2 separate regions of the Homo sapiens genome follow, and region 1 is linked to region 2. Evidence: chromatin contacts called from ENCODE Hi-C data. All regions are on one chromosome and are shown on one strand. Each heading gives the region's core, a stretch centred on a gene start or an enhancer-like site at or near the end of the contact. The rest is flanking DNA. Distances are from core to core; before and after follow the strand shown.

What was found. Hi-C counts contacts between places; a loop is a spot of excess contacts on that map. Pooled maps may share reads with other maps.
Region 1: a pooled map shows a loop between it and region 2 (1.8-fold over the local background). The contact joins the promoter of DCANP1 here to the promoter of LINC02900 in region 2. A Hi-C loop is called at or near these places in 1 of 168 maps with a recorded cell type or tissue (gastrocnemius medialis) and 2 of 50 pooled maps.

Annotation. Positions count from the first base shown.
Region 1 is chr5:135,445,597-135,451,384 of GRCh38, reverse strand. It overlaps DCANP1 (dendritic cell associated nuclear protein 1), which reads left to right and starts at 4,037. Exons shown (of 1, transcript NM_130848.3): 1 at 4,037-5,788. The coding sequence starts at 4,277. The coding sequence ends at 5,011. TIFAB (TIFA inhibitor) reads left to right here. Exons shown (of 2, transcript NM_001099221.2): 2 at 1,436-5,788. The coding sequence starts at 1,446. The coding sequence ends at 1,931. LOC124901073 (a long non-coding RNA gene) reads right to left here and starts at 885. Exons shown (of 2, transcript XR_007058945.1): 1 at 663-885. RefSeq lists enhancers at 1,167-1,666, 1,667-2,168.
Region 2 is chr5:135,246,379-135,252,047 of GRCh38, reverse strand. LINC02900 (long intergenic non-protein coding RNA 2900) reads left to right here and starts at 3,871. Exons shown (of 4, transcript NR_037895.1): 1 at 3,871-3,922; 2 at 4,236-4,435. The region is part of intron 3 of PITX1-AS1 (PITX1 antisense RNA 1); the gene reads right to left. RefSeq lists an enhancer at 4,222-5,421.

The sequences.
Region 1 (5,788 bases), core at 2,788-5,287, 200 kb before region 2:
TGATAGTGAAAGGGTGCCCTCACTATCAGACTAAAAGGTCTCAGCCATTAACCTACTGCATCTAAAAGGCAGGAGGGGCAGCAGGTTCAAGACCTGGAGGGACATTGAGTTCAAGCCACCTGCAACAGGCTCGCTGTCCCACAGCCTTTGAGACATGATCCCATTTGTGGTCTCTCTGGGTGATTTCACCATGTGTGTGTGTGGGCTTCTCATTTAGCCACTCGGCAAATGTGCCCCTGGACATTTATGGTGGCCAGGCCCTATTTGTATGGGGCAGTGGAACATGGGGCAGCAAGAACCACAGCCCAGACCATACCCAGCCCTTGGGAGGCCTCAGGGGCAGGAAGAGAGGAACTCAGGGAAGACAGGACAAGGGCCCACAGAACTTGGGCATGAAATGCAAAGATGGAATGAATGGAGAGTAAGGTTGGCCAGGTGTCCTGGGGGATTCCCCCTGTTGTGGGAGTCAGAAGGCAGCGAAAGGTCACCTTCCCCAGGGAAGGGAGCTTCACAGGAGAGGTAACACTTGAACAGGGCCTTGAACCGTGGGCAGTATTTGGACACAGAGTTTGGGATGGAAGATGCATTCTTAGGAGAGAAATAATGTGAGCAAAAGCCTGGTACCCAGAGAATGTATAATTAGTTATTCAAATCCACTCAACCCTTGGTTCCTGTTGAAGATGATGGCAGGTCCTGGGCCACAGGGTGCTGGTGGACATAGCAGAGTTTGTGTTCCTCAAACCCATGCAGGAACAAAGCTGGCCATTGTGAGTGGCCTTCCAGCAAGTGCCCATAGTAACCACTCGGAATGTGCTAGCTGTTTACTCTTCACCAGGGTTTCTAGGCAGCCTTTCTGGTGGCCAGGACTAGGCTAAGCATCCTCCTTCTGTGTCCTTCCACACATCCTGATGCTAGAAACACCTCTCTCCTCCACCAGTGGGTGCTCCCAAGAGTCAGGGCTCGGTTCGTTGTTGAATCTGCTTCTCCCCAGCAGCTGGTTCCCTGCTTGGCTCAAAGGAGGATTCAGCAAGGGTTTGTTGTGTGACTGTCAGATACAAGGAAAATGTAGCCAGTCTGTCTACCCTTTCCTTTCCAAGAAGCAGGGCCAAGTTGTCTCCAAATAACCAAAAGATTACCAAATCCCCACCCTGCAAGCCAGCATGCCTTATCCCTTGCATAGACAAGGACAGATATATCTATACTACAGAAATCCAAAAGTCAGACAGAGTGGGTGGCATGTTCTATTCAGAGTATGAGAGAGACTAAGCTCATGACCTTCCACACCAATTCCAGCCTTGGCTCCATCCTGGCTTGGGCAGAGTGATTGTATGAACAGGCACAGGGCCCCTGAGGTGGGCAAGTGTGTCTGGGCTCAGGGAGCCACAGAGGTCTCTGACTGAAGCTGAGCCTGTGTGTCCATGTTCCAACTTCCCAGGACTTCTTCCATGGAGAAGCCCCTCACCGTCCTGCGAGTGAGCCTGTACCATCCCACGCTGGGCCCATCTGCCTTTGCCAATGTCCCACCACGGCTGCAGCATGATACCAGCCCTCTGCTTCTCGGACGGGGGCAGGACGCCCACCTCCAGCTGCAGCTCCCTCGCCTCTCCCGCCGTCACCTGTCCCTGGAGCCCTACCTGGAGAAAGGCAGTGCCCTGCTGGCCTTCTGCCTCAAGGCCCTGAGCCGCAAGGGCTGTGTGTGGGTCAATGGGCTGACGCTGAGGTACCTGGAGCAGGTCCCCCTGAGCACCGTCAACAGGGTCTCCTTCTCAGGCATCCAGATGCTGGTTCGCGTAGAAGAAGGCACATCCCTGGAGGCTTTTGTCTGCTATTTCCATGTCAGCCCTTCACCCCTGATTTACAGACCTGAGGCTGAGGAAACTGACGAATGGGAAGGCATCTCCCAGGGGCAGCCTCCCCCTGGTTCAGGGTAGCAGATCCAGGTTGCCTGGGGTTTCTCCACGGCCCTTCCCAGACTTGGGACAGCCCTCTCCAGCCAAGACCTGGAGGAGGAACAGAAATACAGCTCCAGAGGGAACCCCCAGACAGTGCACTCTGCTAGCCCTGCCACTAGAGCAAGCCTTTGCTAGATGAAACAGGATTTGAAATACTTGAGCTGCATCATGCAAGGTTGACAAGCAAAACCCACTGGCTGCCTTGCTCATAATGAACCAATTCTGCAAACACCGAACAAACAGCCCAGGGGGGAGAAGCACCCTCTGTGGCCAGAGCTATGCAATGTAATGGGAACATCATATACTTTTAGAGGCCCTGAGGGGTTCTGGGGAGCCTCTCTCAGCATTTCCACACATTTCTCCCTGTTGTCTGACTAGGAGTTACTTTATGTGGTTCATTTTGTGTGCTGCTTAAGAGCAGGAGTTTGAGGTTGCACCAGGAATGCGTGGACACATGTAACAATTACATTTGTGGTAGCTTGGGGTTACCTTCAGCTTTCAAATACCCACAGGCACGCGGGGCTTAGGAAAGCCTGAGTGTAATAAACTGCAAGTATTTCATTAAGCTGGCATACCCAATAGGATTCCCTGATCCCCAGATGGGCCACATGCACGCCACGCTGTCATGCAGACGTGGGGGTGGGAAATATAGACGAGGTGTAAGAGGAAATTGGAAAGGTGGGACTCACATTTCTGGAAAGGATGCAGGCAGGGCTCAGGGTTTCCTGAGGATGGGAGCTGGGAGCTGGGCCTGCCTGGAAATTCATTGTCCCCCTTATCATCCTCATCCTCACACTCCGCATTCTCTGTCACTTCTGGATCAAGGCCTTGGTTGACTTGAGGGCAAGGTCTTTAGGGAATGAGGGGATGGGGTGGGGGTTTGTGTAAGAACTCAGCCCAGCAGTTATTTCGCTCAGGGTGAGTCACACACCAATGGGGGTGGGGGAATTCCTTCCAAATAAGGGACTCGTTAGGAGCCAGGTACGCCAAGGGCAGGAGGATTTTCTCGGTGAACAAGGGCAGCAGCTATTTGCCACGCCATGCTGAGAAGGGGAGAGTGTGGTTTAGAAACAACGTTCACTAGTGTGATGCAGGGAGGGATCTACATGGTCACCATGATCCCAGACCCCACTCTCCAGGGAATCTGAGGCACCAAGGGCACAGCCCTGTTCCCCTGGCTGACTCGAATCTCTGGGTCTGTAGCTGTCAACAATTTCTGTTTTCTGCCCAAAAGGATGATCGTTTTGCACCCAGGGCAAGCTACAAGGAGGTCCAACTTCACTCACAGGCCCTGAGCATCTTCTCCATCAGGAAAACAGAGGTGGGCAAGACCCAGGCTTGCCCTGGTGTGGGAAGCTTCCTCTCCAATAGGGATGAAGCAAAAACACTCAGATCACAGCCACAAGGCAGGGAGAGCAGGGCTGCTAGGAAGGGGCTCTCTGATGCTGTGAATGACCCCTTGGGACCCCCAAAGCAGTTCCTCATTCATTCAGCAAACCTTCACCAAGCACCCACCTTGTGCCAGATCTGTGCAAAGCCACGGAACTGAACCAGAAGTGAATAAGGCAAACTCCCTCAGGGAGTTTACCTTGCACTCAGGAAAGTCAAGCATTCAGGAGTGCATTACTTATTTGATCACTACTATGATTAGTGCTATAGTCATTGTATTTTTCTCTCTCCTCCAGCTGGGCTCACATTCTCTTGTTAAGTGGCCTTGCCTGTTGAGTGCCTACCATGTGCTTAGCACTCTGCTAGGTGCTGTGTGTATTAACTGCACTTAACAGATAAGGAAACTGAGACTTGGAAAGGTTACATATCTTGCCCAACATCACACCATCAGTAGCTATGCGATTTGGGCAAGTGATTTAGTCTGCTCTTGCCTCTATTTCTCCCGCTGGAAAATGGGTAAGATAATAGTACTACCTGCTAGAGTTACGAGGGTCTTAGAAGGTGACACCTGTAAAGCATTCAATCAGTGCCCAGCACACACTTAATAAGGGTTAGCTACTATCATGAGACCTGAGAGAGGAGGGCTCACCATCCACACGGAGCTAAGGAAGACTCACACCCCAGTAAGCTGGCTCCAGAACCCAAGGGCTTACCTGTGCTCTGTGATTCCCCAACTAGGGATTTAGTTGTAGCCACGGACCTGGTAGGCAACAGGGAGGGGATTTTAATCTGCTCCTTGCATCAGAAGGTCCAATAGGCAGGGTTAGTATAATGGGAGATGCCCTGGTAGGGCTGGCAAGGAGAAGAAGCCACATGTATTTTGGTCTGATGAAAAGCAGCAGTGATCTGTCACTGACCAAAATGGTCCCCCAACTATGCATTACGGAGCAGCAACCCACATACAGAACTCGAGAAGCCACGGCCTGGAGACTGTACCTGGACACCAAAGACTGGAGAGAGGAGCTGGTGGGGAAACCCCAGAGTTCCCAGGGTGCCACTCCCCAGCTCCACCAGAGAACTTTGGGAATGAGCTGCTGCCCCTGAGTGCCCCTCTCCAGGGCCTCAGTGAGGGTCTCTACCCTCCAGGGAGGAACAAAACCTTGCCAGCTGGGGTCCTGCGAGAGGGGGCAGTTCAATTCCTCCACAGGGGACTCTGCAACTCCAATCTTTCGAGTGAAGCATCTGCGAGGCCCTCAGGGACCCAGGATGAACTGCATAGCAGCAGAAGGAAGACAGGCCAGACCAGGCGGGAGGGAGCCCGGAAACATCTGGTTTGTAGTTTCAGACTCTACCCGTTCACAGTTCACACAGTCTCACCGGGAAACTCACACCTTGCCCTGTACCAAGTTTTTAAGGCAGTTAAGCTCTGCCCATCCGAGACTTCATTTTTCTTGAGTAGAAAATCACTGAAATCATCAGATCCATGGCACCCACCTTCACTTTCTCCTAACAGCTGGAACCGTCAGGCTGGCTTCAGGGCCTGGTCTTCGCACTTGATATCACTATCCCTCACCTGCTCAGACAGCCAGAGCAGGCGGGTGAGTTCCTCCCAACAACCTCCACTGCATTCTCTCAGCTCCCACCGCAGGGCAGCCCACGTGCCTGAGTGAACATGTGTGCGTGTGCACACACGCAAGTATGCACAGACATACACTAAACACGAACATACAGTGCACATGAACGCTGCTCCCAGCTAGGGCCCTCTGGTCAGACTGCTGCCTGGGTTAGAATTCTTGTCCCCACCCCCACTTACTATAGTTCTGTGATCCTGGACAAGTAACTGAATCTCTCCGTGCCACAGTTTCTTCTTGTAGAAAACGGGAAAGTTCACAGTACTTACCTCCTTAGAGTCATTGTGAAGGTCAGTTTGAGGCATCACAAATTTAAGGCACCCAGACATAAGGGTCAACAGGGTTAGCTATCACTGTCCAGTTTGGTGGGAGGAACTGAATGCATGTAGGCACATGGACCCAGTCTACACTCAGGCACAAAAGGAGCTACATTAGTTACATTCAGGCATACCCCAGAGCACTACAATTCTCTGAGACATTGTCTGGAAATCTAGAAATCATCTCCTTGCCCTTTAAGGTATTTTAACCCTCGCATTCCTCTGCTTTTCCAAGAATGTGAATCTTGCCAAGCTGTCCGTGAGAGACACGGGCTCCCCTCGAGGGAGACTTGCAAATGCTCCATAAACAGCCACAGTGTGGGGCTCTGCCATGAGGAAGTCACAGCAGACACGCTAGACAGCATAGTCCTGGATGCAACCTGGAGGAAGGGAGGCCCATGGTGGAGCACTCACTCCGTGCCTGTCTGCCCGGTGAGACCTCAAGTTCCTTGCAGACAAAGGCCATGGGTTGTTGGCTCTTGTGTTCCCGGTGGCCTTT
Region 2 (5,669 bases), core at 2,622-5,121:
AGGCTGACAGCAAAGCAGGAAAGAAGGGAGCATCTCTGCACAGGGCCTGGCGGCACCTGTGTCATAATCTGCACACCCAGGACAGTAGGATGAAGCTACTGTCGCTGTACTGTTACCAACACAACACTGATAACATACCCAGTCCCTCATAATTGTAGTCACCTCTTGCTTTGGCCGCCAGGAGACTCACAGTCTAATCTGCAGCCTACCCTCAACAAAAGCACTGGATCCATAATGGCCTTTCTTCCTCCCTCCCCCACCCTACCCCTGCACCTTTCCTATTAGACTGTAAGCTCCAGGAGGGCAGGAACCATGGCTGTTTTTCTGTTCACTGCTGTATCTACAGAGCCAAGCACATGGTAAATCCTCAGTATCCTTGCTGAGTGACAAACCACACTCCTATTTTCTTACCCTTCCTTTCCATTTGCCCCAGGTTCTTCTTATTTAATGTTTGTCCTGCCGCAACATCAGTGTTTCTGAAAGCCACCACAGATCCTCTTTTGTACAAGGTGGGATATAAATAAATACATAAGGAAAAGAAGACATAACACATAAAGAATCCACGGATGCACAATTCCCCCAAGTAGCTTATATAACAGCATGGCTCTGCTGACCTGCCCCCACCCTTTCCAGAGGCAAGCGAGGCAGGTGCAGTTGCAGAAGACGCTGTTTCTAAAGTTCAGTTTTGTCCTTAGGAGGCCTTCCTACCGGGCTGCTCCCAGAGATTGTGTTACCGCCAGGCCCAGCTGAAAGGTTGCCTAGCAACACTCAGCAGCCTCCGCGCCTCTAAATCCCTAATTTGTGTCTTACATGTACACAGCGCAGTGCTAGCATGACCCCAAGCAGTAGACACCTCTACAAATCCCCATCTAAAATAGGCCTGATCTGCCTGCATTAGCAGAGTCTGAGGCCCAGAACCTCCTCCTCTTCCTGGCCTGTGACTTCTAGCCTGGACACATGGGTGCCCATGGAGCATAAGCACAGAGGCAGGCGCTTTGAGTCTTGATGCTACTGTGTCTGGTTTGCCAGGAAGAAGCAAGGAAAAGGAGATGAGCTTGAGCTTAAAGCCCATATAGTTTAAGCCCATGAAGATCCCATCACCCTATGAAGAGCCGCCTCATTGGAGATTTTCTGCTCTCAGGCAAACACTTTATTTTTCATCCAGAAGGGTCAAAAACATGCCAACGTGTAAATAAATGAAGTGTTGTTTAAGATCATGTCTAAACAGTGTGCAAAAATAAATATCCTCACTCTAAAGCAAGACAGTATACAATATCCATCTGTGGAAGCAGGAATACGAGGAGTAATTTGGGGGAAAATTGCTTTATGAGACCCAAATTTCACCTGTGGCTTCTCAGAAACCATGATAAAGAGCAAAGAACCCCTAACTCATAGACTTCCAAACAAGGCCCAGGGATGTGGACATGGGTTCTCATCCCTTCTTTCTGGCTCAAAGAAACCTTGCAGCAACCTCCTTGCTGCCAGTGACTGTAGATTTTACTGCAGCCTCTCCAACTGCTTCTCCCGCTTAACTACCAGGCAATTGTGAGCCACAGCACTGTCCACAGGAAAACACTCCTCTTTTCCATTTCACTGCAAGAGGAGGCCATGCTTTCTTGTACTGGGCCTAAAACCAGTCAACTCCATCTGGCCTCTGTCTCTAAGCCAAAAGTTAAAACTTTAAGCATTACGTACATAAAAAAAACAAAAGAACAATTTCAGTTCTTGTGTTAAATTACATTTTTGATAGTGAAATGAAAAACAGACGAGGAGAAGGGGTGAAATCAAGACACTGTGGAGCTGTGATGCTCAGTACAGAAGCCACTAGTCCCGTAGGCCTATCTAAGTTAAAATTAAAATTAAAATTAAATAGAAGTAAAAAATCTAGTCCTTCAGCTGCACGAGCCAGAGCGGGTATTTCAAAAGCTCAATAGACACACAGGACTAGGAGCCACTGTGTTGCACAGCTCAGATCTGAAGAACATTTCCATCACCACGGAAGGTTCTGATGGATAGCACTGCCCTGGATGAGCCCCCGAGTGGACCATGGGCACAGAGGTCCATCCCCAACATGGCGGTGCCTATCAAGAAGCCCTGATCATCACTTCAGAGCTGGGTCCTGAGTCTTCAGTCTCAGAAAAACCTCTACAGCCAAGGCCCAAACACTTCTGGGAATTTGCCCAGGATCCCCAGTGCAATGTCTCACCCAGACTTATCCTCTTATCTCAACAAAAGTTCCCTTGTGACTCATCTCCCAAGGCCACACTGTCACACTGCTCCAGGGGTGTAGCGAAAATGGTGCCCCACTGCCCCACCACCACCAAGGATACGTCCACCCAGGACCCATGAGCATGAACTTATTTGGAAAAATAAGTCTTTGCAGATATAATTAAGTTAAAGATCTCAGGATGAAGACCAGGCTGACTCAACCAGGTTGTTCCTAAACCTGATGACAAGAGCCTTTATAAGAAGAAGAGATGTCACAGAGCAGGAGGCCACATGAAGACAGAGGCAGAAACTAGAGTTACATAGTCACAAGCCACAGCATGCCAAGGACTGCCAGCAGCCTCCAGAAGCCACGAGCGAGAAGCAGGACAGATCACCCCGCACATCCTCCCGAAGGAGTCAACCCTGCCAACACCTGGGTTTTGAACTTCTGGCCTCCAGAACTCTGAGAGAATAAATTTCTGTTGTTTTAAGCCACTTGGTGTGTGGCAATTTGTTGCAGCAGGGCTAGGAAACTAATATAAGGGGTTAATGGCAAATTATGACTGAATGGGTTTGCTCTCCCAGGAGAGATGCATTCAGCATGGATGCCTGGCCTGTGACTTCCAGCCTGGACCCATGGGTCCCCACTGAGCATGAGCGCTGAGGCAGGCAAGCAGACGGAGCCTCGGGCCCCAGGGCCACCATTTGATCTGCACGTGCCAGGAGGAAGTACCTGATGGCAGTGGCAGAGTGCAGGATGTGGGAGCAGTGAGGCCTTTGCGGCACTCCTCAAAAGATGCTACAGAGATGGCTCTGGTGCCCCCCACCCAGTCTCTCCTGACCTTTCTCCCCTTGTGGCTCCCTCCTCCACACCATCCTGGGCCACTGTGCTCTGCCCTTTCTCGCTTCTCCTCTCCTGCTGATCTCATTCCTACTCTCATCCCAAGGCTCATCTCAAAACCCACCTCCTCCAGGAAGCCTCCTCGGACCACCCCATCCCAGCATGACAGCTGCATGCCACGGCAGAAGGAGCCCTGAGTTCCAGGCTTGGCCTAGCCATGCCCTCCCTATGAGACTCCCATCAATCTCTTCATTTCTTTCTAGGCCTCAGTATCCCCATCTGCAGCATGAGGGGTGAGGCTAGACCAGCTCTAGGATTTCCAGCTGTCACATAACACGCTCACCAATTTGCACCAGTATTCACCTTTTTTTTTGCCTGGCATGCAAGAGATGTCAAATAATAGCAATAAACATTATCTATTTATTTATTTTTTGAGACAAAGTCTGCTCTGTCACCCAGGCTAGAGTACACTGGCATGATCTCGGCTCACTGCAACCTCTGCCTCCCGGGTACCAGCGATTCTCGTGCCCAGCCTCTAGAGTAGCTGAGATTACAGGCGTGCACCACCACGCCTGGCTAATTTTTCTATTTTTAATAGAGATGGGGTTTTGCTATGTTGGCCAGGCTGGTCTTGAACTCCTGACCTCAGGTGATCCTCCCACCTCGGCCTCCCAAAGTGCTGGTATTACAGGTGTGAGCCACCACATCTGACCTAATAATATTAATTATGAAATAAAAACTAGCAATTATGAAGCTGATCATAATGCTAAATGCTTTATGTGTGTTATCACAATAGCATTTTTTTGGATGGATAGATGCATCGGAGGAGGGGAGAGGAGAGGAAAGTGGGAGGAGAGGCTGCACTCTAAACAGGTCTCAGACTCATGAAGGCAGAACCCTTGTTCCCCTGGCTGGTCCCAGCACTGAGCTTAACATGCCACAAGGGGCTCAACACATATGGGGAGGGACACCAAAGAACTTACAGAAAGGAGACCAGATTTAGGAAGTATCTTACTTTTGAACAGGGTCTGCCCTTTCTCAATGACCTATCCACCCCCACCTGCTCCTTTGAACTTCAGAAGCTTCTGAAAGGAATCAGAGCTTCAAAGTAAGGGACTGCCAACCATAACAGGATCGCTGCACAGATACTGACCAAGTTGGGTGCATCTCTGATTTTTTTCTCCAGCCCTCTTGCCTGAGCAATCTGACGCAGAGGCACATGAGGAATCAGCACGGAACCATCGACCCACAGGGTTAATCCCAATGTCAATACCTGCTAGATGTCAGGGATCCCCTGGGCTGCTGGCGAGCCATTTGAAATGACCCATCTCCTGCCACCTTGGCCTGCTCCTCTGGGCCACCTCTCTCCACCTGCACTTGCTTACCGTGAGTAACCTGACCCCAGTGGGCCCAACCCAGGTGTGTTAGTCCTGACAGGGCCAAGAGGCCAGGACAGCTGCTGCCTGGCCTCGTTCTCAGTACCCTGTGGAGAAGGGGCGGCTCACTGGCATTACCCCATCATTCCGGCACTAGGACACACGGCTGGCTTCCCTTGGGGCGGAACTGCTGGTTCCATGGGCACAAGGCAAACCCTGGGAGGTCCTAGCCGTTCCTAGCGCATCCGCTAAACGTAAGGCATTTGCTCTCCTTCTCCCCCACGCCCCCAGGGAAGACGGCAAGGCCACCGGTGCACTTCGCAGTGCCAGGAGAAAGGCGCCTCATGCTATTAGCTCAAATAAGGAAAATCATGCCGGGAAGATTGAATTTTCTGCAGACTTGTTTAACCTGGTGATTTCTGAGCACTTGGCGCTGGCAGCCACGGGGGAGTGGGCTGCCAGCCGGCACTTTATCAGCCACTTCTCAGGACTATTCCTAAGCTTATTAAATCAGCATGAGTCACTCCCTTGCCTTCCTCACAAGCATGAATCACGAATCATCAAAACCCAAGCAAAATGCATGACTCAATAGTTTCTTCGGGGCCTAAAGGGGCTAGCGAGCTGGCGGTAGGGTGTTGTCAACCCGAGACCTCCCCCCACCAACAAGCAGTACTTTCCAGGGAAGGCAAGGGGGCTGCCACAGGGCAAAAAGAAGAGCTCAGAGGAACTTTCAAATACCTTGCATGGGCTCAGAAACACGCAGACCTGGGCTCAACCACACACTCGCGCAGTTCTGCTGTATGCCAGGCACCTTGACAAACACACTAGAGGAGCCAGCAGAGAGCAGGACTAGCCATTCTCTGCCCCCGCGTTGCTTACAGTCTAGAGGGAAGTGTTTGAAGTAGTTGGGATCCTATTTTTATTTCCTTCCTAGCTAGGAAAAACTTGGACAAGTCATGTAACATCTCTGAGTCTCAGTTTCCCCATTCTAATGCCTGTTCACAGGGCTGTCCTAAGGATTAAAAGAGCTAATATACATCAAGTCCCTCACACAGTCCCTAGTGCATTGTACCTGCTCAACAAGCATTTGCCCTTTCACTGGAGAGAGAATGACCCGTGATGTCTTACAGAGTTCAGGGAATCCTCTGCCAATCCCCACCTACCCTCCCCTTTGCACCCAGACCTGAACTCTGGGCACCCCTGCAGCTGTGGCAGGAGAGGGCAGTTTGGTCCAGGGTTTCCTT